2 separate regions of the Homo sapiens genome follow, and region 1 is linked to region 2. A link is a contact called in ENCODE Hi-C or POLR2A ChIA-PET data. All regions are on one chromosome and are shown on one strand. Each heading gives the region's core, a stretch centred on a gene start or an enhancer-like site at or near the end of the contact. The rest is flanking DNA. Distances are from core to core; before and after follow the strand shown. Region 1 overlaps SLC28A1 (solute carrier family 28 member 1). Region 2 overlaps SEC11A (SEC11 homolog A, signal peptidase complex subunit).

Region 1 (2,700 bases), core at 73-2,572, 240 kb before region 2:
TCTCCCTATGTTGCCCATGCTGGTCTCAAGCTCCTGGTCTCAGCCATCCTCCTGCCTTGGCCTCCCAAAGTACTGAAATGACAGGCATGAGCCACTGCACCCAGCCTAGAAGCCACATTTTTTTTTTTTTTTTTGAAACAGAGTCTTGCTGTGTTGCTCAGGCTGGAGTGCAATGGGGCGATCTCGGCTCACTGCAACCTCTGCCTCCCGGGTTCAAGCAATTCTCCCACCTCAGACTCCTGAGTAGCTGGGGTTACAGGCACCTGACATCATACCTGGCTAATTTTTGTATTTTTGTAGAGACAGGGTTTCTCCATGTTGCCCAGGCTGGTCTTGAACTCCTGACCTCAGGTGATCCACCCGCCTCGGCCTCCCAAAGTGCTGGAATTACAGGTGTGAGCCACCGCGCCCGGCCATAGCCACATTTTAAAAAGGAAAAAGAAATAGGTTAAATTAATTTTAATAATGTCTTATTTAACTCAATATATCCAAAATATTTTCTTTCCACCCATGTAATCAATATAAAACTATCAATATGGATGACAAAATAAAAATTTAAAATTAATAAAACATCTTAAAAGTTTTTCAATACGACTAGCCTCATTTCAAGTGCTCAATAGCTATGTGTGTTTGGTGGCTACTGTACTGGACCGTGGAGATCTAGAAATATCCAGATATTAGCAATAGGAGGGATGTGCGGAGAAGGGAGCCAGAGATTGAGCAACAAAGTGGTTTTAAGAATCTGGGAGCTTGGAGGCTGGGCGCAGTGGCTCATGCCTGTAATCCCAGCAGTTTGGGAGGCCGAGGCGGGTGGATCACCTGAGGTGAGGAGTTCAAGGCCAGCCTGGCCAACATGGTGAAACCCTGTCTCTACTAAAAATACACAAATTAGCTGGGTTGGTGGCGCATGCCTGTAATCCCAGCTACTTGGGAGGCTGAGGCAGGAGAATTGCTTGAACCTGGGAGGTGGAGGTTGTAGTGAGCCGAGATTGAGCCACTGCACTCCAGCCTGGGCGACAGAGGGAGACTCTGTCTCAAAAAAAAAGAAAGAAAGAAAGAAAAGAAAGAAAGAAAAGAAAGAAAGAAAGAAAGAAAGAAAGAAAGAAAGAAAGAAAGAAAGAAAGAAAGAAAGAAAGAAAGAAAGAAAGAACGAACGAACCTGGGAGCTTGAAGGAAAGGGCAAGAGAGACCTTTCTGGGATTCAGAGGCTGAGGGCAGAGCCAAAGATACTGAGGAACTGACTGGGGAAGGAAGTTAGAGGGCGTGCAGTACAGGGCTGGTGCAGTGACTGTCATGAGCCAGGTGGGGGCAAAAGAGAGCTGCTCTGGAGAAAAGACTGGGGCAGACCCAGAGATTGAAGGGAAGGAAGGTTTGTTTGTTAGGTGCTTTTCCTCTGGGCCAGCTATAGTTGTAGTCTGGGGCTTTCAAACCAGAGACTGTAAAATGGAGGCTCAAGGGCACCTAGGGATGATCCTGGCTGCCTCTGCCCATTCTGTGCAGCTAAAGGGAAGTGGGTACCCAGGCCCTGTCAATGGGGAAGCCAGACTGCCCAGGGCTGGGCCTGGACTTTTGCCTGAGAAAGGGAAGAAAAGAGGGCTGAGTTTTAAGCCAGATTGTGGAAATGGGCGAGCATTCTTCCAGTGTTTAAGTTCTAAGTAATGACTAGGAGGAACACCAGCGTTATTCTTTTCGTTGTCTAAGGGGACCAGAACAAGGTTAAGACATTTAAAGCCCTAAGTTCTGAAAATATTATGGCATCCCCCTCCCCCAATATCCTGCCATGAAAAAAAGTTTCAGGAACAAAGTTTTGGGTTTCCATTTTTGAAATATCAAATTCCTTCTGCTGGGACTCTTAAAACAAAACCTAGAATAAAGGGCTCAGAAGTAGCCTCAGAAGAAGTTTTTCTGTCCTGCCCTCCCATTTATCAGTCCAATTCTCCTTCAAGGCTAGCCATAAAAACTAGAATTCCCCTTCTCCAAGGCAGGGCACGGAGACCAGAAGCCCTTTTCCCCAAAGCCAGCCATAAAGCCTAAAAACATTGCTTTAACTTCCCTCTGCCTTTCTGGGTAAAAAGTGGCAATAAAGAAATTATCTGACCTACTTTGTTTGAGTGTAGGTCATAAGACCCCCCCTTCCAGAGAGGATCTTGCCCCATACCCAGAAGGAAAAAATGCTCAGAGAGCCCAAGAAGAGTCTACACAGACAGGCTTTGCTGTTTTTCCTCCACTCAGTCGATTAGTATTAGATCACACTCTGTTTGTCCAATTCTATTTCTATGTGGCTATCCATACTTTGTTGAACCTGAGCGTAAAAATGGACAATTTTCCCTGTATCTTTGGGTCTTCCTTCTGAAGGCCCCCGTGTGTATGCATTAAATAAATTTGTGTGCCTTTCTCCTGTTAATCTCCCTTTTGTGAGCTGATTTTTCAGTGAACCTTCAGAGGACGTAGGGGAAATTTTCCCTTGGCCTCCACACTTCCAAAAACAATTGGTGGTGGGGTGGGTGGGTGCACCAGTTTTAATGAGCCCTTTTCTAGGCCTCAGCAAGACAGGTGCAAACCAGATGACAGTCTCTAGAATTCTAGATGGGAGGGTACCAGGCCAGAAACCAAAGCCCCTGAGCCCAAGGGGACTTCTTGAAAAGTCACGCAACAGCTGGCCCTGCCCAGACAGCTCTGTGGCATGTAGAGCTGAGCTTA
Region 2 (2,700 bases), core at 20-2,519:
CCTGGGCGACCGAGTGAGACCCTGTCTCAAAAAAGAAAAAAGAAAGAAATGAAAGAAAAGGGAGGCATCCTGTATGACACACAGACGAGAAGTGAAAGAGTAGGCATGATTTCGGTTCTTTTTTTGTTTGTTTTTTGAGACAGTTTCCCTCTGTTACCCAGGCTGGAATGCAGTGGCGCTATCTCGGCTCACTGCAACCTCCACCTCCCAGGCTCAAGTGATTCTCATGCCTCAGCCTTCTGAGTAGCTGGGATTACAGGCATGTGCCACCATGCCCAGCTAATTTTTGTATTTTTAGTAGAGACAGGGTTTCACCTTGTTGGCTAGGCTAGTCTCGAACCCCTGGCCTCAAGTGATCCGCCTGCCTTGGCCTCCCAAAGTGCTGGGATTACAGGCATGAGCCATTGCACCTGGTGGATTTCAGTTCTTGAAAGAAGAGGAAACTGTCAACCATTGCTTTTTGAAATTCCTATAAACATTCTAGTTTAGAAGAGTTCTTTCTTCATTGGTGAAATAAAGATATGACTGCTTATTTTTTTTTAATAAAATCAGATATCAGTATGTATGTGGAAATACTATAATTTAAAGTGACATTATATTATTGACTGGGAAGGAATAACTTAAATTTTTAGAAATTGTTTGGGGCCGGGAGCAGTGGCTCATGCCTGTAATCTCAGCACTTTGGGAGGCTGAGGCGGGCAGATCACCTGAGCTCAGGAGTTCAAGACCAGCCTTGCCAACATGGCAAAACCCATCTCTACTAGAAGTATAAAAATTAGCCAGGCGTGGTGGTGGGCACCTGTAACTCCAGCTACTCAGGAGGCTAAGGCAGGAGAATCACTTGAACCTGGGAGGCTAAGGTTGCAGTGAGCTGAGATCACGCCACTGCATTCCAGCCTGAATGACAGAGTGAGACTCCATCTCAAAAAAAAAAAAAAAAAAAAAAAGAAATTTATTTTGGAATTACAGAGGTTTATTCAGCATGGATAGTGTTTTCCAGATTCTGAAAGTGGATTTGTGTTGTTCATTCTCAGCAATGCCTGTTGTGAACAAAGCTGAACCAACTTTCCCCTAAATATATCAGAGAGAATCAAATTAAGCTCAGGCCTTGTTTAAGCTGGAGGAAAATTTCTCCATTTTAATTTGTGATCCTTTGAAATTGAGTGAGTTTGGCTGGGTGTGGTGACTCATGCCTGTAATCCCAGCCCTTTGGGAGGCTGAGGCGGGTGGAGTGCTTGAGCGCAGGAGCTCTAGACCAGCCTGGGCGTCTAGACCAGATGGTGAAACCCTGTCTCTACAAATAAAAAAAAAAAAAAAAAATGAGTCAGGCACGGTGGTGTGCACTTGTAGTCCCAGCTGCTCAAGAGGCTGAGGTAGGAGGATCACTTGAGCCCAGGAGGTTGAGGCTGCAGTGAGCCGAGATCATGCCACTTTATTCTATCCTGGGCAACAGAGTGAGACTGTATCTCAAAAAAAGAAAAAAGAAAAGAAAAAGAAATTGAATGAGTCATAGACTTAAGTTTAAAACTGCTTCTGGGCAGATTCATAGACAGAGAATATATTAATTGGAAAATCCTTAAATTTTTAAAATAATTTTGTACAGAATTCTGATGATTTTAAATATGGTACTTGTAATCTGGGGTTTTTGGTGATTTATTTCAGACTCTTGAGATACCTTCAACTTGCAGGCCTGTGTAGATAACAGACCCTGTTAATATTCAGAAATTTTCAATTTTCTTTTTTTCTTTTGGGGAGACTGAAATATCTGGTCAGGATTACCATTTGGGTTTTTTTTGTTTTTTGTTTTTTCTTTTGAGACGGAGTCTCGCTCTTTCGCCCAGGCTGGAGTTCATGGTGCGAGTTTGGCTCACTGCAACCTCTGCCTTCTGGGTTCAAGCAATTCTCCTGCCTCAGCCTCCCAAGTAGCTGGGACTACAGGCGCCTGCCACCACGCCCAGCTAATTTTTGTATTTTTAGTAGAGGCAGGGTTTCACCATGTTGGCCAGACTGGTCTTGAACTCCGGACCTCAAATGATTCACCCACCTCTGCCTCCCAAAGTGCAGAGATTACAGGCATGACCCACTGCACCCAGCCCCATTTGGTTTAATAGTATTAACATTGTTCTTAAATATGGGGACAAATAATATTCAAAATGTATGTATTTAGTAGGTTCATCCTATAGGAGGTATATTAGTCTGTTCTCATGCTGCTAATAAAGACATACCTGAGACTGGGTAATTTATAAAGGAAAGAGGTTTAATGGACTCACAGTTCCACATGGCTGGGGAGGCCTCACAATCAGAAGGCAAAGAAGAAGCAAATCCATGTTGTACATGTCGGCAGGCAAGAGGTCATGTGCAGGGGATCTCCCATTTATAAAACCATTGGATCTCATGAGACTTATTCACTATCATGAGAACAGCTTGGGAAAGACCTGCCCCCATGACTCAATTACCTCCCACTGGGTACCTCCCATGACCTGTGGTAATTATGGGAACTACAGTTCAAGATGAGATTTGGGTAGGGACCACAGCCAAACCATATCAGGAGATATTATAATTGGATGATACTGAACACTGGCATGTGATTAAGTATTTGGAAAGAGAAATTTTACCATTGGGTGACTTAATCCTTAGCTTTGCTTTTCCCATGCAGATGGATACATTATTCTGTACCCATTTAGCTTTTGGGGTCTTATT

The links. A loop is a pair of places that touch in the nucleus more often than their neighbours do. ChIA-PET counts read pairs that join two places held with the same protein, here RNA polymerase II (POLR2A). Pooled maps may share reads with other maps.
Region 1: a loop to region 2 is called in a pooled map, with 2.6 times the contacts of the local background. The contact joins two enhancer-like sites. A Hi-C loop is called at or near these places in 1 of 50 pooled maps. POLR2A ChIA-PET finds 5 or more read pairs at or near these places in 5 of 52 experiments (A549, AG04450, HEK293T and 2 more).

The regions. Positions count from the first base shown.
Region 1 is chr15:84,926,978-84,929,677 of GRCh38, reverse strand. The region is part of intron 12 of SLC28A1 (solute carrier family 28 member 1); the gene reads right to left. Among named protein-coding and RNA genes, the nearest start is that of SLC28A1, 44 kb to the right of the region's middle. RefSeq lists an enhancer at 1,552-1,611. Within about 2 kb of position 1,322, at least 21 of the 41 ENCODE cell types and tissues checked have a DNase peak (open chromatin) inside an H3K27ac peak, as active enhancers do.
Region 2 is chr15:84,684,045-84,686,744 of GRCh38, reverse strand. The region is part of intron 3 of SEC11A (SEC11 homolog A, signal peptidase complex subunit); the gene reads left to right. Among named protein-coding and RNA genes, the nearest start is that of NMB, 27 kb to the right of the region's middle. RefSeq lists an enhancer at 1-257. Within about 2 kb of position 1,269, at least 4 of the 41 ENCODE cell types and tissues checked have a DNase peak (open chromatin) inside an H3K27ac peak, as active enhancers do.